Regions from separate parts of the Homo sapiens genome. Here region 1 is linked to region 2. A link is an interaction called in ENCODE POLR2A ChIA-PET data of the cell type or tissue named here. Cell type or tissue: PC-9. All regions are shown on one strand. Links, peaks and the distances in the headings refer to the core of each region. The heading gives the core; the rest is flanking DNA. Region 1 holds the start of HES2 (hes family bHLH transcription factor 2). Region 2 has its middle 17 kb from the start of PLEKHG5.

What was found. ChIA-PET counts read pairs that join two places held together with the same protein. Peaks named below come from ENCODE experiments on the same cell type or tissue, not always from the same donor. Only the 100,000 strongest peaks of a DNase experiment are listed, where the experiment ranks them.
Region 1: POLR2A ChIA-PET joins it to region 2 with 12 read pairs; 4 of 35 experiments call an interaction of 5 or more read pairs at or near these places.

The regions. Positions count from the first base shown.
Region 1 is chr1:6,416,491-6,430,298 of GRCh38, reverse strand. HES2 (hes family bHLH transcription factor 2) reads left to right here and starts at 10,380. Exons shown (of 4, transcript NM_019089.5): 1 at 10,380-10,523; 2 at 10,597-10,692; 3 at 10,959-11,058; 4 at 11,146-13,808. The coding sequence starts at 10,479. The coding sequence ends at 11,426. It overlaps ESPN (espin), which reads right to left and starts at 5,523. Exons shown (of 13, transcript NM_031475.3): 1 at 5,050-5,523; 2 at 1,880-2,073. The coding sequence starts at 5,343. It overlaps MIR4252 (microRNA 4252), which reads left to right and starts at 403; the gene lies at 403-465. RefSeq lists enhancers at 1,622-1,741, 5,580-6,193, 6,194-6,808 and silencers at 5,344-5,393, 5,424-5,583. In PC-9, for the core only: no CTCF peak of the experiment used is centred there; no DNase peak of the experiment used is centred there; H3K4me3 peaks cover 941 bases.
Region 2 is chr1:6,500,884-6,516,226 of GRCh38, reverse strand. It overlaps a transcript of PLEKHG5 not described here. Among named protein-coding and RNA genes, the nearest start is that of PLEKHG5, 17 kb to the right of the region's middle. RefSeq lists enhancers at 3,853-4,667, 8,930-9,430, 12,993-13,722. In PC-9, for the core only: no CTCF peak of the experiment used is centred there; no DNase peak of the experiment used is centred there.

The DNA.
Region 1 (13,808 bases), core at 8,809-13,808, 91 kb after region 2:
GGGAGCCCTTCCTCCCTCAGTGCTCACCCACGCGCCAGCGAGAGAGCTGAGCCTTGTGAATAATTCACAACGATTCACAGCAGGCCCCAGAGGCTCACAAGAGCATGAAGCTGGGCCACCTGGGTCCCCTGATGGGGCCCTGTGTCCTGGGGCAGCTCAAGCCTCTGCCCTCCCCAGCTCCCAGCCCTCATATCCACAGCCTTGATGAGCAGGAATCCCTACCCCCAAGGTAGGAGGTTAAGTGGGTACCCCAGCCCCCAACCCCAATTCCCAGCTGCCCCTCCTGCGTGAGCCCAGCCTGGCAACCACACAAAGACACCTTCTTATCAGTCGAGTCACATGCTGCTGTGGGGAACGGAGCCCAAGCCCTCTGTCCACCTCCCTGAGATTCATGGTGACTCCTGGGGGGCTGGCAGCTCATCAGTCCAGGCCATCTGGCCACTGAGTCAGCACCAGCGCCCAATCACACACAGCACCTGGCATGGCCTGGGAGGGGGTCAGGGTCCCCCAGCCCCGGAGCCCTGGAGGGCGTTCCACAGCACAGCCAGTCTTCCTAACACCTGGGATCCAGCCCACGGAGGGATCACGGCTTCTCAGTGAGGAAGGCTCAGGGGCTGGCGGTCCCCACCAGCACTTGCAGAAGGTGGGCTCAGCGTCCTCCAGTTCACACTTGGGCCATATTGGTCCCGCCATCAGGGGCACCTGCCCCTCTCAAGACCTGTCCTTCTCCTCTGCTTGAAGTGAGGGGGTGGGACAGGTGCATCAGAATCACCGCCGTGAGGGTGGGGACATGTCCCAGGTGTGGCTCCCACGCCCCAACCTGGAGAGTCTAACTCAGGAATCTGGGACAGCCTCCAAGAGGTGCTGACAGGAGCCAGTTGGAACCCTCTACTCAAGGGTCCCTGGGGCCCTCCTAGTCTAAATCCCACTGACTTTGACATGATCCAAATCCTAGTTTGTTTGGAAGCAGTGAATTCATACCAAAGCTGCTCTCGTCCTGAGGCTGGGTCCACATTCACATTTACATCTCAGGCTCCCACTTAGACTAATGAGGGTCACCCATCAGAGCACCCCACTCCCCGCTCAGACCCCTGTGGCATCTGGCACCCTACCCTCTCAGACAGGCCCTGGGCAGCTTTCCCCAGGATCCCTGCCTCCCCAGGCGCACCTAACACCTGAGTCCCTCCCTCCCTCCCTCCCTCCCCAAGACTCACACATGCCCCCTGCTCTGTGTGACCCCCCACCCCACCCAGGGGAGCTCCCAGCCCACTCCCCAGGAGGTTTGGGATCCCCATGCTTCCCTTGATAGTAGGAACGGGCTGAGGGGCCACAGGAGATAACAAGATGCTCTCTGGATGGCCTCCAGCCAGGGGCTCTGGGGCCAGGAGGTGGGGTGGGGGTCTGGGAGGGGCCTTTCTCCCTTAACTGCTTGGTAACTGATGGGGTTCCCTTTCTGCCTGTTTGACTAGGGCCTAGGAGGCGCTCCTGCCCTTGCTGCCCCCGACTCCATCCTGAACAGTCTTGCAAATGAGCACAGCCTGAGCCAGAGAGAGCCCCTGCGGCAGAAGCAGCCCAAGGGGAACAGGTGACCTTGGCCTGTGTGCCCAGCCTCCCAGGTCCAGCTGTGTGCGGCCGGGCAGCTGAGGATGCTGGGAGCACCTGCTTGCAGGGCTCTGGGGGCAGCCCCAGAAGGGGTTTTCCAGGAGGGGAAAATTTCATGTTGAGTGGGAGCCATTTCTCTGGCCTGGCCCTCTGGCCCCAGGATGGCCACTGGAGGGATCATTGCCCTGGAGTGCCAGAGAGGCGTGGAAAATCCCAGGCATCCCCCAAAGCCCTGGCCCAGCCCACCCAGAGGACCCCTTAAGAGGGGTGATCTTACTCAGGGTAGTGCTCGACGAGAAGCCTCAGGGAGGGGAAGTCTCCTTTGGCGGCAGCGTAGTGGATAGGCAGGGCGCCCATGTCTGTGGCCGCGGTGGGGTCCCCACCGCCATGATGCAAGAGCCAGTTCACCACCTCGGGGTGGCCGAAGCGGGCAGCCAGATGCAAGACTGTGGCACCAGAATTGTCTTTGTCCTGTGGGAGGAGAGCTGGTTCAAGTCCTAAAGCCTGTTGCTGCCCCGCCCCTGGCTTGGGCCACTCCCAGACTCCCACAGGCCTGGAAGGTAGCTCTGTGCTCTCTGTCTTCCCTGGAGGGATTGGCCAGGCCTCATTCAGCAATGTTTTTTTTGGGTCAAGCGGATCCTGGGTTTGAGTCCTGCTTCTGTCCTTGGGCAACTAACTGGCCCTCTCTGAACCGTAGCCAATAGGCAGCACCGTGCAGGGTTTTCAGAGGCTGCAGGTCCTGACTGCGAGCTGCCTACACGACAGGCACCTGGTTGTCACGGCAGGAGACTGGCACCAGGCCCAGGGCCACAGCCCTGACTCCCAGGGACTCAGGGAATGCCTGAAGGAGTGACACAGGGTTACTGGGCTGAGCAGGGCCAGGAAGGGGGGCTGTGGGGCTGTACCAAGCTAGCATCAGGATTGGGGGTCACCCCCTGCATCCAACACTTGCCCCCGATCTCTCCACCCTTCCTCGGTGTCACGTGGGAACAGAGACCTCCACCTTGGTACGCCTCCAGGAACCCAACCTCAGTGCAGAAAACCGGCCCCTCCCCCAGCAGACTCGCCAGTGCCCAGCCACAGGAGCAGCCTGTGTTCTCGCCCCTGTGGAGGTGGAAGTTGCTGGGTACTGGTGGGCGGGTCCGGGGCAGTCAGCCAGGGGTGCTAGGTGCAGGCTAGTGGTGGCCTCTGGGAGGGCTTGGACAAAACTCCCCCCGGGGACCTCAGAGCAGGTGGGGCCAGAGGTCTGGGCCCAGAACTGCTGAATGTGTCATCAGTGCACACCCCATTGTGTGTGTCTGCTGAGAAAGGGGCTGGAGGGGAGTGCTTACAGGACCTGTGCTGGGAGGAGAATTCCCGGGAACATCTAGACACAGAGGCTGCCGCACTTGGCAGAGTGGGTACTGGTTCGGGAACAGAACCACCTCCCAGCACCAAGCACATAGGATGACAGAGGGGTGGGCAGGGTTCTGGGTGCAGGATGCAGTGGACACACTTCACTAGGATCAGGGAGTAAAGCCTCTCTGCCCCGCCTTGCCCAGAGAGAGGGCACTGTGGTTACAGACTGGCAGAGGCGGCAGGAGCTGGCAAGAGACCCCAGGCCTCAGGAAGTCAAATCACGGTGGGAAGAGAACCTCTGAGGCTCCCGTGAGAAATGCAAGGAAAAGAGGGCACGGAGGGAGCTGGGGGCGCCGGGGCCACTAGTAGGGTCTTCAGGCAGCCTGCGGGGTGGGGGCAATTGTCTGGCTGTCCTGCTAAGGAGGCAGGGAGGAAGATGGGGCAGAGAATGTGATGGCCCATAGGAAGCTGAGGACAACACCGAGGCCCCTCCTGTGTGCTAGAAAGCTGGGAGTGGGGGGGCCAGAGACTGGTTCAGTCTGTCCCCTCCGAGCCCAAAGGTCGGGGCTGGCTAGCGGGCACCCAGGCAGAACCATGGTGAAATGTGACCTAAGCCCCAGCTCCTGAGAAAGGCGCTCCCTTCCTATTGGCCTTGGGGACTGTGGGTCTGAAGCTCCAGGGGTCCCACTGGCTCTGGGCCTCTAAGTGGTGGAAACTGTAAGGAGAGGGCCACAGGCCTGTGGGCTCTGGCCTGTGCCTGTCCAGGCTGTCCAGGTGTCCAGGCCCCAGGAGCCTCGTGCGTGGTGGACCACACCCTAAAGCAGCTTATCTCTCTGGGCTGGGCAAGCCCAAGGATCCAGGTCATCCCCCCCACACTTTCTCCCCCCACACCCAAGCCTGCCCAGCCCAGAGGGCAGGAGACGATAAGCTGGGCCCAAGGCCACCTGCTTCTCCCAGCTCCTCTGCACTGGCCAGAGAGGCTTCTGGCCAGGGCTGGACACTGGATCTGGGAGGCATGCCACCGCCCAAAAGAGTGGGCATGGGCCACTTGGCCAGGAAGCCCTGGTAACAGGGCCCACTGAGAGATAGCAGGTGGGCCATCTCCCAGGAAGGGTGGGAAGAGGGGCTTGCTATCTGAAGGCAGAAGGTGGGGTTGGCCTGGCCATCTTTGGGGCATAGTAAGCCAGTTTAGAGTTACCCTGACTCCTCCCCTTCCATCTCCAGGTCACCCAGTGGTCTAAGTGGAAATCGGTTGTGGTTCCTCCCTCCCATGGCTGCCCCCACACCCAGAATTTCATCCAAATCCCTAACCTCGGCCTATGATACTCTCTGGCCTGGCCCTGGCAGCTTTTCCCTTCCTCACCCACTCTGAACATGATGCCTGAGGCTGGCCCTCCGACAGGACAAGAGCGTGCATGCCTCAGGGCTCTGCACTTCTTGTTCCCTGTGCCTGGAACTGTCCCACCGCTGCCTGGCTACCTGCTTCTCAGCAGCCAGGACTCCCCTTGGAGGTCACTGCTCAGAGTGACCAGGTGGGGTCTGGAGGCAGCAAGAATCAGCCTGGGTTGGAGAAGCAGCTGACAGCTTGACAGCACTGATGTCCTGGGGTCAGCCTGGGTTATGGGGAGACCCCCATTTACCACGGCTCATCACCCTTCCCCCACACCCTGGCTGGGACACCTGAATCTCAGCCTCGGGTGGGCTGTGGGACTTTGCCCAGCCTCCTTTCAGATCCGGTCCTGGAGGACACGGGCGTCTGACTCTGCTGCCCAGGCCTCACGTCCCACCCACTTCCAGGACTACAGGATCAGTGCTTTGCTTCTCCCGGTACACACTAGTAACCACAAGCCCCACGGAGGCCCCTCCCTTCTGGCTCCCATCACCCAGGTGCGCTTCCAGGGAGCACCCAGGCTCGCCAGGGCATCTGCCCCAGTACTGGCAAGCCAGGGAGCCCATTCACTTGAGGGCCTCTGGAAGGAGCTCCGTGCAGGGTTCAGCTGGGCCAGGAGGTGCCAAACCCCACCCATCCTTGAGCCCCGGGGGACTCTGGGCCAGGACTCTGTCCTGAGGAGGAAGCCTCAGTGCCCCTGGCGAACCGCGCGGACCCACCTGCACTCTGCAGCCGCCCTGCGACAGCAGCCACTGCAGGCAGGCGAGGTGGCCGGTGGCGGAGGCGTCGTGGGCCGGTGTGGCGCCGTTGCGGGCGCGGGCCGCGGCGGGGAGGGCGGCTTCCTCCACCAGGAAGCGCAGACAGTGCAGCTTCCCAGCGCGGGCCGCGTGGTGCACGGGCAGCGCGTCCAGCGGGTCGCGCAGCGAGGGCCCCAGGAGGCCTGCGGCGTGCAGCGACCTCAGCACGTCCAGCTCGCCCTGCCGCGCCGCCTGCAGCGCCTGCTCCAGGGCCATGGTGCCGCGTGCGGCGCCGCGACTCCGCACTCAGCGCCTTCCCCAGGACGCCATGCACGTGTTCTTGCGGGCCAGAGGAGCCCGCGGTGCGGCCGTCGGGGATCTGCGGGCCGGGAGGCGGAGCGGCTGTGGGCCTGGCCTCCGCTCCGCGCTGCCTGGCGCTCCGCTCCGCCGCGCTCTGGGGCCGGAGCCCGCGGACGCCGGCTTAAGACTCGGGCCCGCCCCCACCCCGCCCCGCCCCGCCCCGCAGCCTCCGCCCGAGTTCCCCGCCCGCCCCCGCCGCGACGCGGGGACACTCGTGCGACTGGGGCAAGGTGCCCAGGGGCTTCTCTCCTAATTTGCCTCACGTAACAGTTGAGACCCCAGAGGGCAGCAAAACTGGGTTCGAATTGGAGAGCCGTCCAGGCACAGACAAATTCATTCATCTGCCCAGTGCCCGCTAACTGCGGTTCCAGGCGCCGGCGACGCAATTCCAGAGGTGATGGGGAGTGATTGTCGGGACCGCGTGGGCGGACAGGGAAAGGTCTCTGAGGAGGTGCCGTGGGGCTGGGTTTGAGCGGCGAGAAGGGTATTCCAGGCGGGGTGAGGAGCACGAGGACAACGGCCCTGAGGCAGGAGCAGCCCTGCCACGTCCCTGAAGGGCTCTGGGTCGAAATCCCCGGAGATTGCAAAGAGCCCTGCCTTCCAGGGTCCCTCCAGATCCGAGAACTGCCCCCAGAGGTTCCAGCGGGGAGGGCAGGAAGGCAGGACGGGAACCACTAGTGCGCTGGGAACGCCATGGCCTCAGGCCGCCCGCAGCCGCTGTCGGTGTGGAGGGGCTTCCAGCCACACAGAAGGCAGGGATGGGTGGGAGGTTAGGGCTTGTGGGGAGACGCGGGAGCGCCGGCATCCAGAGAGAGGGGGCTGAGACCCCTGCAGGGGCTCAGGAAAGTGCCAGAGGGCGCGGGCAGGAGAGCGAATGTGTGCCAAGCCACCCTGCAGGCTCCACTGAACACCAGCCGTGGGAGCGGCTAGTGCCCAAAGGACGCGAGGAAAAGCTGACAGAAGGTGGGAGCTACATGGCTGTGGGAGTGCAGGCGGCCTATCAGCGATCTTGAAGCACCCTGTGCCCTTCCTGTCCCAACACCCACCCCCTCTGGAGTCCCGTGGGGGCTTGGCCCCACCCCGGGCTGAAGGTTTCACTCCGCCCCAGCCCCAGCCTGGCACAGTCAGCACTGGAAATGCTGTAGAATGAAGGAAGCCCCTTCCAGGAACAGTGGGAGTCATAGTGCTAAACTCATAGTGCTAAACTCGGCAGCTGCCTCCGGTCCTTTCCCTGGGCCTGCCACCTAGTGGCGACCTGCGTGATGGCCTCCCGCGCTCCCAGGTGCCCAGGTAACTGGAGCTGCTGGGCTGTGCCTAGCCAGGTGGGTTTCCAACGACTTCCACCAGGCCAGATCGCCCTCACTCTCTCCATGGGACCTGTGGCCGCTGGAATCTGGGACGCTTGCCCAGTGGTTTGCAGACAAAAGGAAGGAGGAGTCATTTCCTCGCAGCCTCGCTGCTGGAGCTGGTGGCCAAAGCAACAGGCTCACTGCGGCTGGCGCTGCCCTCCTCTGGGTGCCCAGAGGCAGGTGTGCCGTGAGGCCAGCAAGTGGCAGGGGTACTGTTGGGAGGAGGTGCTAAAATGGCTTGTCTTGGGCACCCCTCCCCTGGGCCTCCTCCATTCCAAAAGGCCCTGCAATTTGTGTTCTCCACTCCTAAGGTGGCCACCTTGGTCATGGACGAGCTCATCTAGCACATGGTTTTGTGATTTTGTGGGCCAGGGCTAGGTGATGCTTTATTGCTATTCCAGTGGGCTGAGCAGATGCCCCTGAGCCCCTGCCACTGTTGTTAATGACATCTCCATTAGTGCCACATGTGAGCACCCACCCCTGCTGACCAACCTCTCAGACTCCTTTCGGGACATGACTCAAACTCAGGCTGTGAGCCAGGCCCTTCCTGCCAGGCTTCTGTCCTCTCCGGGCTCTCCCATGTCCACCGGGCCAATTGGGTCCTCCCCAGCAGCCCTAGGGAGCTCACGGCAGCAGTAGCACTTTTATGAAATCTGTACCACCCACCAAGTGCTCACCATGCTTCACATGGATATTTAATCCAGAGGTGCTATGAGAGAGGTACAACTATTGTTCCCAGTTCACAGTCGGGGATAATGAGGCATGGAGAGATAGGGAGGGTTTTTTTTCTTTTTTTCTTTTTTTTTTTTTTGAGACAAGTCTTGCTCTGTCGCCCAGGCTGGAGTGCAGTGGCACAATCTCAGCTCACTGCAAGCTCCGCCTCCCAGGCTCACGCCATTTTTCTGCCTCAGCCTCCCGAGTAGCTGGGACTACAGGTGCCTGCCACCACGCCCAGCTAATTTTTTGTATTTTTAGTAGAGACGGGGTTTCATTGTGTTAGCCAGGATGGTCTCGATCTCCTGACCTCGTGATCTGCCCACCTTGGCCTCCCGAAGTGCTAGGATTACAGGCGTGAGCCACTGTGCCCGGCCTGTTTGTTTGTTTTTTGAGATGGAGTTTCACTCTTGTCACCCAGGCTGGATTGCAATGGCATAATCTAGGCTCACTGCAACTTCTGCCTCCCAGGTTCAAGTGATTCTCTTGCCTCAGCCTCCCAAGTAGCTGAGATTACAGGTGTCTGCCCGCCACCATGCCTAGCTAATTTTTTTATTTTTTGTATTTTTAGTAGAGATGGGGTTTCATCATGTTGGCCAGGCTGGTCTCGAATTCCTGACCTCAAGTAATCTGCCCACCTTGGTCTCTCAAAGTGCTGAGATTACAGGCATGAGCCACCACGCCCAGCCTTGTTTTGTTTTTTTAAAGCATTTTGCCTGAGATGACACAGATGGGAAGTGGCAAAGCTTTCACTCCCTGGCTGAGCCTTCTGGGCTCTTCTTTCCTCTCCACCCAAGGTTCCTTCTGCCCACAGCACCCCTAGAGTCTCCCACCCTCCAGCTATCAGCTTAGGGATTCTCTCCCCAGGAGGGCTTCTCTCACCCCTCTGCTGGGCTCACCCCAGCCCACCCCAGGTTTCTCCTCAACCCAAGGGCCAGGGCACTTCCCAAGAATAGGGACCAGGGGTGGAGTGTATCCTTACTGTATCCTAGGTGGTCCCAGTTCCCCTAAAGCCTGCACCCGACATTTGCCCACCTAGCTGTCTTTAACGTTCCTCTGATTCCAGACCACTCCTTCCAAGTAACCAGCAAAACCTGAAAATCCTTGAGTTGAAGAGAACTGTGGGTTACTTGGTTAAAGTCCTTTACCCAATGGGAGAGTAGAGGAAGAAATATTTTTAACTGGGGGTAACTGGCAATGGAAATGGTGTTTGCTCCCCTGCCATTCAGTCTTCAAATGGTGGTCCGCAAACCTGGAGGGGGATGTTCTAAGGGGAGCCTCCTCCTTCAGCCTTTTTCTCCCAGGAGCTAGGGTCAGTCCCTCCCCAAGATGCAGATGCTGCAGGCGGACTTGTGGGTGCAGACCTGAGTCAGCCAAGCTAAGTCGCTTGGCCTGGGGATGAGAGGGAAAAGATCCACAGAGTTTTTTGAGCTCTTAAAGAACAATTAATTGTCTTAGGGGAGGCCTATGGAGTCAAACTGGCCTCAACCACGGAGAACAAGGTCTCAGGTTCCTCCAAGCCCTGCTGGGCCAAATCTGTTGAAGGATTTATTCTTACTTGTTAGGTCTTTTATGAGGGTTAATGCAGGTTAGCGAGCCTTAAAGCGTTAAGCCCTGAGCTTGGCACACAGTAAGTGTCCATGAAAGGTGGCCTACATTCCTTCCCATGCCACAGATAGGTATGGGTGGCCTGGGCTCCCCTGGCCCAGGCTTCTCCGGGCCCCTCAGTGTGTTCGCTGGCCTTCTTCCACCCTGCGGCGAGAACCCTGAAGGAGGGAGACGTGGGGCTAGCGGCAGGGGTGGAGCTCGGAAGTGGGGTTCGGGGGACAGGGGGTTCATCCAACACCCTGGACAGAGCCCTCCTTGGCCCCGCCCCATAGGGGAACTCCTCCTGGCTGGCTCTGTGGATCCCTCCAGTCATCTCTCTGCCCGGCAGTTCGCAGTGTGGTTCGCGGGCGTGGCCGTTGCCCCGCCAGCCGGTCGGGGGAGGGGAGCCCGGAGCAGATGGGCGGGGGACGCCAGCCAGTTTGCCGCAGCAACGGCCACGCGGCGCGAAGGCGGTCCTGGGCGGGCCACTGGGGCCCGCACCCAAAACTGTCCTGCCCGCGCGTCACATGAGCCCTGACTGTCTTGCGGGCGAGAACCCGGACCCCTAGCCGGTGGGAATGAAAACGAGCTCCGAGGGCTCCAGGGCTGCCTCTGCTTCTCTAGGATTCCGTTTCCCCACCCAAAGCCTGGAGTGGGGTAACCAAAAGACTCTTAACTAGGCAAGCCGCCGAAGGGTTCTACGGGCTCCTTAGAGCCGGGCGTCCAGCGACTGGGGCCCTTGTCCAGGCTCGGCCTGTTCCCAGCGTCGAGGACTGGAGCAAGTCACGACCTTTCTCCGGAACTCGGATTTCCCGTCCAGCTCAGCCCTTCACCCGATAAAGCAGCTGGGGGTGCAAGTCCCTCCCGCTGCTGTCCCTCATGGGAGCTCCCGTAACCGCTGGGTCCCCTGCTGCGGCCCAGGGCGGGGCTCAGAGAAGACGCTGAACCCGAGCCTGGGGAATGAATGAAGGGCAGCATTGGAGAGGAGGGACCGTAGCTCCAGTCAGGCAAGGCCTGGCCCCACCTGGCCCTCCTGCCCTCGGGGTCACGCAGCGAAGGCCCCCGATGGCGCCTTTACCACTCTCCCGCAGGTGCTCGGGGAAAACTGGGGGCCGCCACCCCGCGGTAGACAGGACGCAAAGGCGGGGAGCGGGATCCCCGGGGGCGTCGCGGTCTCCCCTCCCGGCTCCACCCTGCGCAGGAACAAAGGCAGGAGGTGGGACCAGCGGGCGGCCGGACTCCGCGGGGCGGGGCGGGGCGGGCGAGCCGCTCCCTTAAAGCTCGGCCGCGGGCGGGGCGCGCACTCGTCTGGCACCAGCCCGGGCCGCGCCCGGGACCTCATTTCGGACCTCGGTTTCCCTTTGCGTGGGGCTCGCAGCTGCCACCGCTTCCCCGCGGAGCATGGGGCTGCCTCGCCGGGCAGGGGACGCGGCGGAGCTGCGCAAGGTGGGTACCGGGGACTGGGGGCGGGGCTGGGGACTCCGGGGACCCGTCTAACCACCGCGCCGCCCGTCCGCAGAGCCTGAAGCCGCTGCTGGAGAAGCGCCGGCGCGCGCGCATCAACCAGAGCCTGAGCCAGCTTAAGGGGCTCATCCTGCCGCTGCTGGGCCGGGAGGTGAGCGCGCCCGGGCGGAGGGCAGAGGGTCCTGGGGCGCGGAGCGGGGGCAGGGGGACGGGGTGCTCCTGCGGGAGGAACCCACCAGGGGGTTCCGCGCGGCGCCCGAGGCGGAGCCTGGGTGGGGTGGGCGCGTCGGAGCGGACCCCCAGCAGGCCACGGCGCGCCCCACACCCAGCTCCCGACTAGAGCGAGGGTGCGCACGGTAGCCGGCCAAAGTTCTGTCTTGGTGGTTCTCTGTCGCTCTTCCTCGTGGCCGGGCGCAGAACTCCAACTGCTCGAAGCTAGAGAAGGCAGACGTCCTGGAAATGACCGTGCGCTTCCTGCAGGAGCTGCCTGCGTCCTCATGGCCCACGGCAGCGCCCCGTGAGTGAGCCCTCCCTGCCCTGCCGCGCGCTCTGCACCCCGCACCCGGCACCCTACCCCGCGCCTCACGCGGCTCTCCGCCCGCAGTGCCTTGCGACAGCTACCGCGAGGGCTACAGCGCCTGTGTGGCGCGCCTGGCCCGCGTGCTGCCCGCCTGCCGTGTCCTGGAGCCCGCCGTGAGCGCGCGCCTGCTGGAGCACCTGTGGCGGAGAGCGGCCAGCGCCACCCTGGACGGCGGGCGCGCTGGGGATTCCAGTGGCCCGTCTGCCCCCGCCCCAGCGCCCGCGTCTGCCCCAGAGCCCGCATCCGCTCCGGTGCCCTCGCCGCCCTCGCCTCCCTGCGGCCCTGGCCTCTGGCGGCCGTGGTAGCCCCTCGGCCGATCCACAGACCCTGCCGACTGCTTGGGACCTTGGGGCACTGGACAGGTTGAAGCTCTTGGTGGCGGCTGCTGTTCCCATCATTAGGGGCCAGCCCAGTACCCACACCCAGGCCGGAAGCCGGCTGTTTGTGACTGGCGTGGCAGACTGAAAGCCCTGGGGCTGGGGCTCGGCTCAGGGAATAAAAGGAGCGTCCCTGCTTCACCCCCAACTTGGCTGGAGAAGAAAGGACAAGAGGCAGCAGGGTGAAGAAGAAGCCCCCCATCCCAGCTGGTGGAGATAGTTCTGGAACTGGACCCCGCAGCTGCGTGGGCAGCCGACACACCCACCCCAGCACTGGCACCAGACCAGAGCCAGAGCCAGGACCTGGGCAAAGTGCAGCCGTGCACCCTGCCTGGTCACTGCTCTCCCAGCCCTGCCTGGGCCTACCTCCTGCCCAGCTCTGCTTGGGACCCTCTGGGCATGCAGCAGCAGTAGCCTAAGGGCTCTGGTCACTTCCAGGGCTCTACAGGGCAGCAGAGCAGAGCAAAAGGGTGCATATGCTGGGAGCTGTCACCTCCACTCCTAGGCTTTTCTGCCTAGAGCAGAATTATAGGGGCAGTATACATCCAGGGGTCTGTGCGGTGGGGCTGGGGGATTCCTTAAGTGACTTTGGGAAGGATTTGTTTTCCCGAGCATCAATTTCACACCTGGGCATTGCACCCCAGGCTATGCAGTCTTTCAGTGTGAGGAAGGGGCAGAACAAGAATGAGGCGGCCCCGTGGCCTCAAGGAAGCTTGTGGCTTTGGAGGATCTGACTCCAGCAGAGTCTGTGCCAATGTGGGGTGAGCAGGGCCCCTGCCATGGAGCAGCAGGAATTTGAGGGATGGAGCAGGTTAAAGAATGGGAAACATCTTCACTTGTTTTTTTTTCTTGCAAACTACTCCCTGCTACTCATTGAGACTGGTTACTGGAAGCAACTTGTTAAGATTTTTCTTTCTGGGCGGGCGCGGTGGCTCACGCCTGTAATCCCAGCACTTTGGGAGGCCAAGGCGGGTGGATCACCTGAGGTCAGGAGTTCGAGACCAGCTTAGCCAATATGGTGAAACCCCGTCTCTACTAAAAATACAAAAATTAGCCGGGTGTGGTGGCATGTGCCAGCTACTCGGGAGGCTGAGGCAAGAGAATCACTTGAACCTCGGAGGCTGAAGTTGCAGTGAGCCAAGATTGAGCCATTGCTCTCCAGCCTGGGTGACACAGCAAGACTCTGTCTCAAAAAAAATTTTTTATTTCTTTCTTTTCCATGGAGGCCTAGAGTCCCTGTGAAGGCTAGGAAGGGGCTGCTGATCCCAGGAGTGCCCACGAGGAGTGGGGGGCACTGTTGGCCCATAATCAGGCAAACACCCATCATTTCATGGGGGATTCATGAAATCATAGTCAGGCAAACACCCGTCATTTCATGGCTAAGCATTTGCAGAAGGTGGAGGATTCTCCCCCGAGTCCCCAAATCAGCAGCCTGTGCTAGGGACCAGAGCACCGGGGGCAAGAAGACAGAACCAATGTGGGAGTGGGGATGGTCACTAAATCTGACTGTGCCACACAAGCCCATGATGACCTTGGCACTGGTTTGGGTGGCAGGATATGAAGGAAGCTGTAGGCATTATTGAAAAAATCATTGTTCAGCCAACAGGGTGAGGCTCCCAGCAAGGCCGTGCCATCTTCCCACCTCCCTGTGCCCAGAGGGTTAGACTGTAAGCTCCCGGAGGGCGAGGCTGGGGCTGAGCGTGCCTCCACGTCCCCAAGGCACAGGGTGCACAGTGGGTGCTCACTGAATATAGTGGACTAGTGAGCAGAGGATGAGAGGACTACCCTGTAATGAGCCTTGGACAGTCTGGCATTTGCCTTAACTCCCACTCCCATGCCCTGGGATCACTGTTGGATATTTACTCCATGAGGACAAATACTGGGGAGGTGTGGAGAGGAGGGAGGGCAGGTTCCTCTTACTTTCACCCATTGCTGAGAATGAGCGCCTGTTGGCACTGCCTTTGTGAGCCTCCGGGAGCAGGTAACCTGCGGCCCAAGCCCGCCTAGGACTCCACATCAGGCAGGCACAGGACTGGCCCCTTGTCCTCATAAAAACTCTCAGTACAGCTTAAACTCTGTAAGATCTAACCAGCCAGGAGGACCCTCGCTTCCTCTCCGCCATGCTTGCCACCTCTTGCTTCTGAGAGTCCATCTCAGTTCGCAGTTCTGTGACTTGCATTGACCTGGCTCCAATCAAGCTACAACTCAAGCAGTCACGGGGAGAAGGATTGTAGATGGGCCAGTGACTCACAGGGTCAGGCACTCGGGGGAGCCTGAGTCAGGAGGTCAGTGGGCCCTGGAAGGGAGGGG
Region 2 (15,343 bases), core at 4,116-9,115:
GTCTCTGAAAGTCCTGGGCTCAAGCAATCCTCCTGCCTCAGCCTCCTGAATAGCTGGGTGTGTGCCACGAAGCCCAGCCCAGTTTTTCATTCTTGCAAATGGTGCCATAGTGGACATTCTTGTGTCTGTGTCTGTGTGCACTTGTGAAAGAGCATCTGTAGAGGGAATTCCTAGGACAGTGGAATTTCTGTGTGGAAGGCTGTGAGCAATTTCATTCTGACATTTCCAGATTGTCATCCAGACAGCCACTTATTCTCCCACCAGCAGAGTAAGTGGTCACCGTCTTCCATGTCCATGTCCCTGAGATATGAGGGGCATGACTAGTCAGGTGACTCCTTATGTGGTCACCAGGCATTTCCCTCTTGTCCACTCACATTGCTGAAATGCCATGGCTCTTGGCAGAGGAGCAGGGGCAGCGGTAGGGGACTCTGGGGTCATGCCTCCAGAACTTCCGAGGGTGGTGTCCAGAGGATACACTATATTAAATTTGCTTATCTTTCTGGTTAGATTTCCCACTTCTAAAGACCCTCTTACATAGTCTTTTTTTTTTTAATTTAATTTTTTGCTGAGACAGAGTCTTGCTCTGTTGTCCAGGCTGGTTTCAACTCCTGGCCTCAAATGATTCTCCCACCTCAGCCTTCCCAAGTGCTGGGATTATAGGTGTGAACAACCATGCCCAACCTCATACATTTTTTTTTTTGAGACAGTGTCTCACTCTGTTACCCAGGCTGGAGTGCAGTGGCAAAATCTTGGCTCACTACAACCCCCACCTCCTGGGTTCAAGTGATTCTCCTGTCTCAGCCTCCCCAATAGCTGGGACTACAGGCGCCCGCCACCACACCCGGCTAATTTTTGGTATTTGTAGTAGAGACGGGGTTTCACCGTGTTAGCCAGGATGGTCTCAATCTCTCGACCTCGTGATCTGCCTGCCTCAGCCTCCCAAAGTGCTGGGATTACAGGCGTGAGCCACCACACCCGGCCTCATCCAGCTTTTTTAGTTGTCCCAAATGGGAAGGTGGGTCTGATTTATTGACTCCGTCACTGTTGGAAGCAGAGTTCCTACTGAAGGCTCTAAATGTTCAAAGCATTTAGCACATTGTCTATTTGTAGCTGTTGTTATATCCAAAATTCGGTATGATTTTCTTTCTTTCTTTTTATTTTATTTTTTTATTTTTTGATGGAGTCTTGCTCTCTCGCCAGGCTGGAGTACAGTGGTACCATCTTGGTTCACTGCAACCTCTGCCTCCCAGGTTCAAGCAGTTCCCCTGTCTCAGCCTCCTGAATAACTGGGATTAATGCCTGGCTAATTTTTTGTATTTTTAATAGAGTTGGGGTTTCACTATGTTGGCCAGGCTGGTCTTAAACTCCTGACCTAAGGTGATCTACCTGCCTCAGCCTCTCCAAGTGCTGGGATTACAGGCTTGAGCCACCGCGGCTGGCCAATTTTCTTTTTTTTTTTTTCCTTCAAGATGGAGTCTTGCTCTGTCACCCAGGCTGGAGTGCAGTGGCATGATCTCGGCTCGCTGCAACCTCCGCCTCCCGGGTTCAAGCAATTCTCATGCCTCAGCCTCCCGAGTACCTGGGATTACAGGCACCTGCCACCATGCCCAGCTAATTTTTGTATTTTTAGTAGAGACAAGGTTTCACCATGTTGGCCAGGCTGATCTGGAACTCCTGACCTCGTGATCTGCCTGCCTCAGCCTCCGAAAGTGCTGGGATTATAGGCGTGAGCCACCACACCCGGCCATTTTCTTTCTTTTTCTTTTTTTTTTTGAGGCAGGGTCTTGCTCTGTCACCAAGGCTGGAGTGCAGTGGCACAATCACAACTCACTGCAGCCTTGACCTTCTGGGCTCAAGTCATCCTCTTCCGTAGCCTCCTGAGTAGCTGGGACCACAGGCGCATACCACCATGCCCAGCTAATTTTTAAACTTTTTGTAGAGACACGGTCTCACTATGTTGCCCAGCCTGGTCTCAACCTCCCAGGTTCCAGAGACCCACCCCAGCCTCCTGAGCAGCTGGGACCACAGCTGAGTGCCACCATGCCTGGCTAATTTTTAATTTTTTTTGTAGAGACAAGGTCTCAGCCATGTTGTCCAGTCTGGTCTTGAACTCTAGGGTCAAGGAGTCCTCCTGCCTCAGCTTCCCAAAGTGCTGAGACTGTAGACGTGAACCTCCATACCTGTCCCTGCTTTATGCTTCTCGAGATGTAAATGAACAGGATCCAGGCAGAACCCCTCCAGGCCCATATGGGAGGCTCTCAGGAAACAGCCTCCTCTGTAATGCCAAGATGGGTTGAGACCCCATAGCTGCCCTGCACAGAAACTGCCTCTGGAGGCTGGGCCTGTGTCCTGGGCTTAGCGGGGAAGGGCCCTTGACTTCTGTGGGCCAACAGTCAGACAAGGCCCATCCGAGGCAGCCTGGGTCTCTGCTGGGCATGTCCACAGTGACAGTAGTGACAGTTTCCAACCAACAGGACCAGTGTTTCGACAATGGGGTAGATGGTTTGAAATCCTAGCTGTTCTGGAAGTCCAGCCTGTCTTTTCCGTGGTTGGGAGCCCGGCCCAGGAGCCTTTGTTCCTTGGACAGACTTGGCCCTCGAGAGGGCCCCAGTCTCTCAGTTTGTCTGGCCAGGTTTAAAAGTCTGCAGTGGCCAGCAGCTGGCAGTCAGGCTGGAATGTAGCTGTGCTGGCTTGGCCGCAGACAGCCCCGAGGAACAGCCTTCATTTCCGCCTCTTCCCCTCACCTCAGGCTGAAAAATCCCCGGCAGGTGGCAGCTGCTGGGTCTTAGTCTGAGTCTCAGCTTCTCCAAGGGGACCAGGTTTGACCCCAGGCGGGCATCCAGGCATGTGGGCTGCCCTCTGGGCATGGTCCTACTTGGATGCCAGGGAGCCCTGCCACCTTGACACACAGGGTGAGGTGGAGCCCAGCTGGACCAAGCCTTGGGGTATTTGGAAGTCAGCCCTGGTGAGAGATGGTTGATTGCAAATTGATTCTAGTTCAAATCAATAAGCATTTCCCTGGCACCTGCCCTGGGCCAGGCTGGGCCTGGGCCCTGCATCCCCGATAGAGTCTAGATTCTAAGGGCTCCCAGGCTAGATGGAGCGAGGGGAGCTCCACAGCGGGATCCAGGCGTCAGTGAGAGGAGCTACCGATTCCACCAGGAACAGTGGGTGGGCGGGGCCCCAGGGTCTAAGTGGCCATGCCGGGGGCAGGCTTTTAATCAAGACAGTGACATTTGCAGACTTGCGTTCTGTTCTTCTGCTGTGACTGTTGGCCACTGTCTCTGAGTTTGGAGGGGACTCTCCTGGATTAATTTATTCACCCCCCCATGGCCACCCTGTGAGGCCTGTGAGGCCTACGCTGTATAAATGAGGAAACTGAGGCCCAACTTGTTCGAGATGGCACAGCCGGCAGGAGCTGGAGCTGGGATTTGAACCCGGGGAGCCCGGCTGGTTCTGGAGGCTGTGTTGGAGGGGGTAAATGTGAGACGGGGAGGGACTGAGGCAGGGCGGTGGTGGCCTGAGGCTGTGCCAGCGCAGGGCAGGGCTGATGGCACTGAAAGACATCCTGGAGACAGAGCTTAGAACAGTGTGGGAGCTGGTTTGTGGTCGGCCCGCCCCAGGCTGCAGTTGTCCCGAGGCTGCAGCTGGTGGTTGGGTGGGTGATGATGGTCCGGCCAGATGCTGGGCAGTGACTGGGCCTCCCACCCTGCTGGTGAGCCGAGTGGGCCTGAGGGCCCCACTGTCTGGCTTCCCTGCCCCCCACACACTCGGTAGCCCGGGGAGGGGCCCATGCCAGTGGGCTCGAAGGTCAGGGAGGTTTGTCCAGGCCTGAATGGCTCCCAGAGTCCAAGTCAGGGGGCACATCTGGGGCTGGGAGAAGCCCACTTGAGCTCACGTGGCCTCAGGGCTTGAACAGTGCTGAGCAGGAAGGACAACTCGCTCGGCCTGGGATGACCCCACAGCATGTGGAGCTCAAATATCTCGGCTGTGAAGGAGGAGCCAATGGTATGGAGGGTGGTGGACAGACCCTGCGGCAGCACCCAACCCCTTCCGAGCGACATGGGCAGGTCTCCAGGCGTCCCGAGCCTCCGCTTCCTCCTCTGTAAAACGGGGTGATGGTGATCCAATCACAGGGCCACTGGGTAGATTAAAGGAGATGCCACCTTGAAGGCCCTTGGTCCAGAGTCCTGGTATAATACATAGGACACCGGCAGATGTTAGTGTCCCTGCTGTAAGGACAGCCAGGGAAAGGGGGCTGAGAGGGTCCCTGGCCCAGCAGGAGTCTGTTCCTGAGCACAGGGAAGAGAGTAGCACGGGCTCCCCGGCTTCCAAGGGCCTCTCCCCTGCCCGGCCCTGGGCTTCCTGCCAGCAGAACCCTCTCCCCCTTCCTCTATTCAGGCCATAGTGGCAGTCACACACTCACTCTCTGCAGTGCTGGGGGCAGCCTCTCTGGGGGGGCTGCAGTCAGGCAGCCTGCAGTGCCCACTCCAGGCCTGGAGGTGAAGCCACTGCATGGCTCTGCCGGCCCAGTCCTCGCTCTGTGAGCCCTGTCGTGGCCCTGCTGCCTCAGTCCCCCATCTCACATGCCTCAGTCCCAGCGCCTGGGGGCCCTGAGGATTGGAGAAAGGCCTGTCTGGGCAGCACAGGAGTGTGTGGGACCCCTCTCGGATCCCTCCTGTCTTGGGGGCGGTGGGCATCGGCAGCTGCTGGGTGACCGCCAGCCCCCTTCAGACGTTTCTCTCGGGCTTGCCAGGCTCCAAGCGGGGTCCTTTCATACAGGCAGCCTCATTTAATCACCCTAGTCGGGGCTTAGGATTGTCTCCATTTTACAGAGGAGGAAACCCAGGCTGGAGGAGTCAGTGACCGTCCTTGTTGGTGGTGCCTGTCCTCTTTGGTCCATCCCCCACCCCAGCAGCACCCAGGGCTGGCACAGGGCCCATCAGAGACTGTGGGGAGGGGAGGGTGTTGGGGGCTAAGGCTGAGGCCTGGTTGAAGCTCAAGGACGGGCTGGCCAGGGGCCAGGTGGTTGTGGCCCAGGTTTCCACCAGCATCTTCCAAACAAATGGACTGGCAGATGGGCTGGGGCACTGGACCCACGCATCTGGCCTTCAGAATTGTTTAACTTTTTTTTTTTTTTGACACAGTTTCACTCGGTCGCTGAGGCTGGAGTGTAGTGGCGCGATCTCGGCTCACTACAACTTCTGCCTCCCAGGTTCAAGCGACTCTCCTGCCTCAGCCTCCTGAGTAGCTGAGATTACGGGCACCTGCCACCACACTTGGCTAATTTTTGTATTTTTAGTAGAGACGGGATGTCATCATGTTGGCCAGGCTAGTCTCGAACTCCTGACCTAAAGTGATCCCCACCCGCCTTGGCCTCCCAAAGTGCTGGGATTGTAGGCATGAGCCACTGTGCCCAGCCCAGAATTGTTTAATTTGGAGGAAGGGTCTGTGCTGCCCGCACCACGCCCTGTTCACCCCTCCCACAGGTGCTGACACTGGGCCCACTGCTTGCTGGCTGGTGGGTTGGCCTCCGCCCCACCTGGCCCCCGCCCCCAGGGTCACTATCAGGTATTGGCCCTGTAGGGTTCTCAGCCTGTGCCTCCAGAGGGCAGAGGCAGATTCTTTTCTTTTTTGGAGACAGAGTCTCATTCTGTCACCCAGGCTAGATTGCAGTGGCATGATCTCAGCTCACTGCAACCTCTGCATCCCAGGTTAAAGCAATTCTCTGCCTCAGCCTCCCAAGTAGTTGGGATTACAGGTGCCTGCCACCCCTCCTGGCTAATTTTTGTATTTTTAGTAGAGACGGGGTTTCATCATCTTGGCCAGGCTGGTCTTGAACTCCTGACCTCGTGATCCACCTGCCTTGGCCTCCCAAAGTGCTGGGATTACAGGCGTGAGCCACTGTGCCCGGCCGGGCAGAGGCAGATTCTTCTTTTTACTTGGCCTGGTGGAGCGTTTGGGGAGGGCCTGGCCAGAAGAACAGAGACAGGAGAGCCAGAGGGCAGGGGGAGTGGCTAGCGCCCACTCTCTCCAGATTACATAATGGGGCTCTGCAGCCTGGCCTGTGCAGAAACACTCACCCACAGCATGGCTGCCTGGGTGCTTCTCATGAGAGCCGGGTAGCTAGAACTGGGCATGGCGGCCCCGCATGCACGCAGCTGGCTCTCCCCGGCTGCCCTGGGGGTCCAGACAGGCCTCCTCAGACACCGGGAGAGGAAGGGAGGAATGTGGTTACCTGCACCTGGGGCCCTGGGGTCCACAAGAGGCCACAGTGGGCCTTGCCTGGGGACGGGGAGGAACGGGGCTCTTGTTGGGTACAGGGACTCCCCACCAAGTCTATCCCTTTGGGGTGAGCACTCACCCTGCGCCAGGCTCCCTGCTAAGCCCTGTGCGTGCAGGGTCTTGTGGAGATGACACCCTGGGGGGCTCTCTCCTTAACCCATTTTACAGATGTGGAATCGGGAAGTGTCACGGCCGAGGCTGCCCAGCTTGGGAGGCAGAAGCCTAACCCTGAACCAAGCCCTCCCCTGCCGGGGGCTGCCCTCAGAAAACCCCTGCAGTGGGAAGGGGTCATCCAGGGTGGTTGAGGGGAGAAAGGATGTTCAGGGGCCCGTGGAGCCCCCAGCCTGTGAGCTTAGGCAGGAAAAGTGCCCCAGAGCCTACGTCTCCCGAGTGGCCGTGGCTTCCTGGCGTGGGGGTCGATGGCCGGGTCCTGCCACCTGTTTCTCTTCCTCTTTTGGCCCCTTACTCAGCGAGACCTTGCGGGGGTGGACCCTGCTTGGGTCCTCCCTCACTTGGCACTTCCGCTCTCAAGGAAACAGCTGTAGTTTGCAGAGGACTCGCCCCCTCCCCATGTCCAAGGCCATTGCCAGGAACGGGATGAAGCGGGCCCTTGTCTTTAGCCCCTGTCCCTCTGCCTGTCCTGGTTCCAGCCCCAGGCCAGGGGATGCTCACTGGAGCACAGAAGGAACCAGAGGTGGGACGAGAGGCAAATCTTAGGGTCTCCGGGCCCAGGGCCACAGCTCCCAGCCCCAGGGGCAGCCCGCGTGAGGGCACAAACCAATTGTCTCTGCTCCCCTGGGATCTTCCTGTCCAGAGGCCGTGAGGCTTCCAGGGGACTGAGTCCCCCGAGATAGGTCTGGGGCTGTGGGAGAGCAGCCCTCCAGCTGAGGGCCCGCCTGCCTCTCTCGGGCCTCTAGCTCCCTGTCTGTACCCAGCAGTGACTTCGAGAGGCGCTACAGGTGGGTGAGGAGGGCCAGGCCTAGAGCGGGGTGGGCAGTGCGGCCAGCAGTGTGTGTACCGCTCTGGGGCTCAGCCCTGGCTCTCCCTCTTCCTAGCTCTGTGTGGCCCTGGGCAAGTTGCCTGTCATGGCCTCAGCTTCTCCATCTCTGTGGTGGGGACAGTAGCACCTGCTATTGGGGATGAAGTGTGGATTGGAGATGATGTGTGAATAGTGCTTGCTCAGTATGGCATTGGGCCATGGTAAGTGGAGAGCCTGCCTGAGGCTGGGCACACAACAGAATGCAAGACAGACAGCTGTCCCTGAAGGCACCAAGAGCAACCCCCGTGTTTGTCAGCGGCATCGCTCGTCAGTCTTGTTTCCTGGTTTTCCCCAGACCCGAGGAAAAGGCCCAGGTGTGTCTACCTGCCTTGGACAGCTGCTGCCTCAGAGAGAGGGGCTGGCGCTGCACCCTCGAGCACTGTGGGGGTCCGCTTCACTGGCCTGGGGGGGCCTCCCCTGACCCACTGGGGCTGCCTCTGCCTTCCTGCATCGGGAGGCTGGGTGGGGGACCCTCTAGCCTTGTATGGAAGGAGCGTGGGAGACAGAGGAGGACAGCCGGGCAGCAGGAACAGCACAAGCGAAGGTGGGAGGTGGGAGGCAGGAGGCACATTTGGAGGCAGAGGGAACACAGAAGATGATGCTCCGTGTGGTCAGGATGGAGGGTGGAGCCCGGCCTCCTCCTCTTGGCATCCAGGGCTGCAGCCCCTCAGGAGGGTTCAGCCTCCGAGCCCGAAATGGATGCCTGGGAGTGGGGCCCCAGGTGACCGCTGCAGCAGGGGCGTCCCCTTGTGCTCAGCCCACAGTTGAGGGTAGGAAGGAGTCTCTGCTGCACCCAGGCGGGGATGTTCTGGGGTTGGCTGTCCTAAAATAATAACCAGGTGTGGCTCCCACCAAGCCCAGACAAAGAGGGGCCGAGGCTGGGTAAAGGCTCTAGGACCCACCCCACTGGCCCTGGCCTCTGCTATGGTGGGTCTGAGACAGAGATGGCTGGCCAGGCCATGGATGGTCCTATTCCCTAAGCCTCAGTCTGACACCCCCAGGCAGGCCACTTGCCACATGAACACGAGCCAGGGACACCCCCAGCTCCTGTGGGCTCAGGCCCAGGTCGTGTGGGTGCCAGTGATGAAGGCCAAGGGCCTGCGTTTGTCCTCCCTGGCCCCGTGCCGGCGCGGGAGGGGCCGGCCAGGCAGGCATATGGTTCGAATTATTCAAGCCACCTCTTGGCACCTTAGCCCTCAGCTGGGGGCGTGCAGGCTGCCTGGATGGCCACTCCAGCACCCCCTGCCACAGCCCTGGGGTGACCCCTCCATCCCCCCGCCCCCCGGAAACAGAGCCTTCTGCTGCCAGCTCCCTCTGCCTGGGCCTTGGGTCTCTGTTGCCAGGCATCTGGTCTGTTAGGAGAGCCAGCTCTGCCCTGGCTCTGCTCCTTCAGACCTGGCAGGCTGGGGGGGCACAGGTGGGGTAAGACAGAGGAGGCTCAGCAAAGCCTGGCTGGGGAGCCCAGTGCAAGCTGCCCTTGGCCCCGTTCAAGTCTGGATTTCTGAAGGGCTGCCCCATGGCCCTCTGATCACCCCCACCTTCTCCCCCAGCTGCTTGTTCAGGTCCCCAAGTTGGCTTTGAAGCTAGACAGTCTTGGGGTCAAATACAAGTTCTATTCCTTGTAAGCTGAGCCTCAGCTTCCTCATCTGTGCCATGAAGGAAGTGCCCACACACGCAGGGAAAGCCACAATGACCCTGCTGGGGCACAGGTCACGTGGATACCGTGGCAGAGGTCTCTCCACAGGAGGGCTGCCATAGGCTTTGAGTTGCTATTTTCTAGCTTGAACATTTTGCAGTTTGGACAACACTCTGGAATCAACTGACCAGTGGCTTTTCATTTCCCCGCCTGTCCGCTCGCTTTTTCTTCTTCTCATGGTTCTTTCTGTGAAGGGTCTGCACCCCCAGCCCTCTGACTTCCTCCAGCTCCACCCGCCGCTCGGGAGCAATGAGGCTCCCCTGAGGATGCCAGAGGTTCGGCTGCCTAGGGCTCTATGCCTGCGCTGCCATTGGTGTAGGCGACATGATCTGAAGGAGGAGGCAGCCTGGTGAAGTGTGGCCAGCCCCGAAAGGGAGCCCAGAGAGCAGAGCCCAGACCTCACAGGCAGGCTGAGGGTGAGGCCTGGCCCACAGCTCCTGCCCTGCTGGGGGGCCTCTGGGGGCCTCGGCTCAGTGGAGGTGAGGGACATGCCTTGAGCTTCCTGGGGAGGGTCCAGGCAGGAGCTGGAATCATCTCTAGGGGCAGCCCACGGCGTCCCCACAGGTGCTTCTGTTCCTCACTGAGAAATCCTGCAGGGTTCCACTGGGGCTGGGAGCGGGGTCACAGGTCAGGGGTGGGGAGCCGGAATTGCTCCTCGGGCAGCACATTTTTCTTCTCTGGAAACCTATCTTAGCAAAGAGACCACGAAACAATCGCACTCTTTTCCGGGCCTCTGTCGTCCCCAGACGGCCAGCCCGTCTCCTCGGTGGGGGCTCCGAGGGGGCCGGGAAGGCGAAATTTGTAAAATGTCTGTAGGAGGGGAAGAAAGGCGCTTTGTGTGGGGCCGGGGCCCTGGCCATTGGTCAGCTCTGAGGCCCCCAGCCGCTCCCAGAATGCTCCCCTTCCAGAGGAGGGAGCGCCTGCCAGCCGAGGCCAGCCCCAGTGGTCCCTGAAACCCCCTGCGCCCCTGCACTCCCTGCGTCCCGTCCCCAGGCCACCCAGCCTCCGAGGGCGCGGGCCAGGCGGGGCGGCCTCCCCTGGCCTCAGCATGTTTCTCTACTGGAGGAAGCGGGGCACCTACGAGCTGGAGGCCCTGCCCGGCGACCTGGCCGAGCTGGAGCTGGGGACGGTGGAGCGTTTCTCGTGGAGCTCCACCCTGGACATCATCGAGGACCTCGGGGGTAGGTGCGAACCCACCTCCCGGGAGGACTTTCAGCAGGCTCTGGCACCGGGCCTGCCCAGCCAGGGCCTGTAGCCCATTCACACACACATGCTGCTGACAGTCACTTGCTCCACGGTGGTGTGGGGGCCAGAGCCACTCCTGAGAGCTGCCGCTGGTGCAGGAGAGGACCCGGAAATGAGGACCCTGGGGGCCAGAGGGCAGGCAAGCAGCTGAGGAGGCTGTCCTTCCTCCAGGGCTGGCCTGGCTGGGCAGCGTGGGCCCTGCACTGGGCTTCAGGCCTGGCCTCTGCCTCTGCTCTCACCCCGCCCGCAAGATCAGGCCATGGTGTTTTCTCAGGGCTGGGTGGTGTAATGAGATGTTCTGGAACATTCACGTTCCAGGTCCCAGGACGTGGGTCATTTCTCCTTTTGTCCCCATTTTACAGATGAGGAAACAGAGGTACAGGGAGTTTAAGCCCCTGAAGAGGCAGGATGAGCTCTCGGGGACGCTGAGCCCCGTGGCTTGTGTTTAGAGGGGTGGGACGTTGGACTGCTCCTGGGGGTGAGAGGTTGGGGAGCTGTGAATGGGAATAATGATGCCTTGGGGGTCACTGGGAGGCTGAGAGCACTAATGGGGATGACACACAGGGAGCTTCAAACAGCGGTGGCAGAGGCAGGGCGCACCTGTGCTGGCTGTCGGATGCCCATTCTGTCCGCTCAGCTCAGCTGGTCGGCACCGTAGGCTGGTCGGCATCGTGGGCTGGTCGGTACTGTAGGCTGGTCGGCACAGTGGGCTGACCGGCACTGTGGGCTGGGGACCTAGCTCTGTCAGGGAGCTTTGGTGCAGTGACAGAAACTTGAGTCCGGTCCGCAGAAGCTACCGGAGCGCTGATCTCCAGCTCCCAGCACTGTGGAACTGTCTGGGGCCGGGGCCTGGGCCTGGGTTCTCTTCTCCATTAGCCTCATCCTCGGGCCCAGGAGCTGGCCTCCCCCAGGCCACAAGCCCAGGGAGCAGGAGCCTGTCCTGGATGAGTCTCCCCAGGCTGGCGTGGTCCTTCCCTGAGCCCATCCGTGAGGCCAGAGGCAGGGAGAGTGACGGTTCAGCCTGCGGTCCACATTGGGAGGCAAGAGGGAGCCCGCAGACCATACAGCGAAGGGTTTTGAAAAGGGAGGTGTAGGCTGGGCACGGTGGCTCATGCCTGTAATCCCAGCACTTTGGGAGGCCGAGGCAGGCGGATCACGAGGTCAGGGAATCGAGACCAGCCTGACTAACACGGTGAAACCCCGTCTCTACTAAAAACACAAAAAATTAGCTGGGCGTGGTGGCGGGCGCCTGTAGTCCCAGTTACTCCGGAGGCTGAGGCAGGAGAATGGCGTGAACCCGGGAGGTGTAGTTTGCAGTGAGCCAAGATTGTGCCACTGCACTCCAGCATGGGTGACAGAGCGAGACTCCATCTCAAAAAAAAAAAAAAAGAAAAAAAAAGAGAGAAGGGAAGTGCTGCTCCCAGGAGAGAGGACGATGCCGGGTGGGCATGAAGGCCAGGCGTCCCTGCCTGTGACCAGCCCCCCACTGTGGAGGAGGGGGAATGTGGCTGCTTGTCAGGAGAGGCAGGTACAGTGTCCCACAGGCCCCAGCAACTCCAGGCCCCATCGGGACGTGCGCAGAAGGCAGGGAGGGCAGGACATGAGAGGGGCGGCCCAGCTGCCCAGCTGGTGGAGGCAGTGGGGATGCGGGAGGCAGCACGGGATGTGGGGGTGGGGTGAGGAGGAGTGTGGCAGCTGATGTTGGGGGGGCAAATCTCCCCTCCACCCTCAGCCGGGCACTGTCCTGGAGTCGGAGGGTGGGATCGGGGGCAGGCTGCTCTATTTCTTCACCCGGCAGCTTCCTGCCTACCTGAGGCAGGTACGGTGCTACAGGACCCAACAGAGCCAGAGACTTGACCCAGGTCGTTTAGCCACCCAGCCCCAAGCCAGCAGGGCCAGCCAATGGGAGCCTGTGTCCCACCTCTCGCCCCCACTCAGACTGTGCTCCCCTTGGCAGGGTGGGGCAAAGTGGGGCTGCTCGCCGTCTGCAGAGGCAGGCCCTCCCTGGGCTCTCTTAGTTGTTCTGTACATCTCAGTCATCCTGCTGGTCCCTCCCCTTGGGATGCCCTCACGGCTCAGATGCAGGAATCACATCTATGAAGCTGCCTGTCTCTCCTGCCTCTGGGGCAGGCGGCTCCTGCTTCTGGGGTTTCACAGCTCTGGGGCCCCTTGATCACACTGGCCACAGAGCTAACGTAGAGAGGGCATACCCAGTGCCAAGTGCTCTTTATTTTTCTCTTTAAGACAGGGTAGGCCGGGCACGGTGGCTTATGCCTGTAATCCCAGCACTTTGCTAGGCCGAGGCGGGTGGATCACCTAAGGTCAGGACTTCAAGACCAACCTGGCCAGCATGGTGAAACCATGTGTCTACTAAAAAATACAAAAAATTAGCCAGGCATGGTGGCAGGCACCTGTAATCCCAGCTACTTGGGAGGCTGAGGCAGGAGAATCACTTGAACCCGGGAGGCAGAGGTTCAGTGAGCCGAGATCATACCATTGCACTCCATCCTGGGTGACAAGAGCAAAACTCCATCTGAAAAAAAAAAAAAAAAAAGACAGGGTTGTCTTGCTCTGTTACCCAGGCTGGAGTGCAGTGGCGAGATCACAGCTCACTGCATCTGACCTGAAGCAGCACTCCTGCCTCAGCCTCCCAAGCAGCTGGGACTGCAGGTGCACACCACCAGGCCCTGCTGGTTTTTTAATGTTTTTGTAGAGATGGAGTCTCTCTATGTTGCCCAGGCTGGTCTTGAGCATCTGGACTAAAATGATCCTTCTGCCTCCTTGGCTTCCCAAAGTGTTGGGATTATGGGTATAAGCCACCATGTCCAGCCTCAAAGCTCTTTAAAACTAGGCTCCTGGAATATCCATGCCCACTCTCTGAGTCAAGGCCATTCTTGGAATCCCCTTTATCCTGGTGAGGTGTGGCGAGGCCTTTGAGATCCCAAGTGGTGGCACCCAGATGCACCATGCACACCCTCAGCCTGAGCACCAGAACTGAGACCTGTTCACCCGTGTGTGCCTGCCCCAGCTCTCCCCGGGGCCGGCAGAGAGGCGCCGGGGGGCTGCACACAGCGGCTGGGTCACAGCACGTGAACAGGTCTCATGCATGAGCTGAGGCGGTCGGGTGGGTGAGCCTGGGCACACGGCTGTCTGTGTGGGCTCTGTCCTCTGTGCCAGCCAGACCCTGGCCGGGGCCCATGCAGGGTGGGCCGATGCCAGCCCTGCCTGTGATGGGGGTGGGACTGGCGCTTGGAGTGTGACTGTCGGGAATTGGGATCTCATAGCTATTTCTGCAGCCCCGCTCCTGTTCCGCCCTTGGTCACTCTCGGTTCCTCTGAGGAACCTCTGGAGGAAGCCCACGGGGGGCAGATGGGCAGGCGCCCGCAGTAGCCTCAGCCGGAGGAAGTGGCCGGCTGGCCCCAGGCCTGTGTGCAGAGCTGTGTGGACAGTTTCTTGGGCCCCAGGAAGGAATCCTGAATGTGTCCTCCCACCTCTTCTTACTGAGCTCGAGCAGTGTGGGTGGGTAGGGCTGTGTTCAGCTCTCCGGTCCCCGGGGACTACGCCAGCGGTGGTTCTGGGCTGTAGGCAGAAGCAGTGTCCTGGCCAAGGTCCATGCCCCTCCCTGCAGCTGGGTCCCTACTTCACTGACCTGCCCCAAGGTGCCCCATGGCGCTTTGGGAAGGGGATCAGAAACACATTTCCTTCCCAGGCCTCCAGTGACGCTCCAACCAGTGTCCTGCATAGGGAGTGGCGGATGTCCTGGGACCAGCAGCCATTTACCCAGGACATGCCCCTCTGGCGTTTGGCCAGGTTTGGGACAAATCTTGCCCTTCCCCAGGCTGCTGCGGCTAAGAGGTCCAGCCCCAGCATGGCCTGCAGCAGCTGCCCAGGCATGGACCGGCGCCCAGGAGGGTGGGGCTCACGCGGGAGGGGACATTCAAGGCCACAGCTGCTTCCTGAGAGGGGCAGCCTTTGCATGGCCAGGCCTGTGGTTGGGAGGTCGTGGGCAGGGAGGGCCTGTTTTCTTGAGACAGAAGGGTTCATCGGAGTGGAGGGTTCACAGGTGAGGGGCTACCCTGGAGAAAATGAGAACGAGGTGGTTTTCCATGCACTTGTGTCAGCCTGGGACCAGTGGGGAAAGGGGACACTCATGTCATGATGGGGGGACCAATTCACGTTTTCCAGACAGCTAATTGTGTCAGGCCCCATGGGAGCACTGTAGCCTGGCGGTTAGGAGCACAGGCTTGGAGGCTTACACACTCACAGCCTCGTTACTCTCATTACTTGTGTGACCTTGGGCAAATCTCTCTACCCTCCACGCCTCAGTTTCCTCATCTGTAAAATGGGGACAATGATCATTCCTCTACACAGAGTTAGATGGTGAAACGACACCATCTATGGACAGCAGAGTTCCCAGCAGGTGGTTGGCAAGTGAGAGCTGTGGTCATTGTGTGTCGTTCCTGAAGCCGTCTGATGGGGAAGACAGGTCGGTGTTGGTTCAAAGGTTCAAGACAGTGGGAGTCCAGCAAGGACACGTTCACCTGGAACTGGGATATGTGACAATAGGGAGGCCTTCCTGAAGGCAGCAGCCTTCAATCTGGGCCTTGAAGAGTGGGCAGGATGGCAGCAGACAGCGATGGGAGGATGCTGGGGGAGGGCAAAGGAATAGCACCAAGAAGGGCTGGGCTGGGGTCAGAAGCTCAGTTGTGTCCGGCAAGTAGCGGAGTGAGGGGCCTGCGGTGGGGCGACGGAGTGGCGTGGACTGTGGGGGCTGGAAGCATTTGTGCTGATCCGAGGCAGACACAGCTCGGGAGCTGGAGCCGTCCAGAACATGGGTCCAGAGCTGCCGGGCTCCTCTGGTTTGTCAAGAGAAGCCAGAAATATGGACTTTTATGTGAAATCTCCTGACTTTTCAAAGTTGGCAACCAATTTAAATTCTTCCGAAACCCTGTTCTCAGCCAAACAAAACATGTCTGCCGGCCGTTCTGCCCGCGCCCCGAGGCCCAGTTCTGGTAGAGATCATGTTCAGGACAAAGCCCAAGTGGCCTCCTGCGACTGAGACAGGGTCGGGGGAGAAC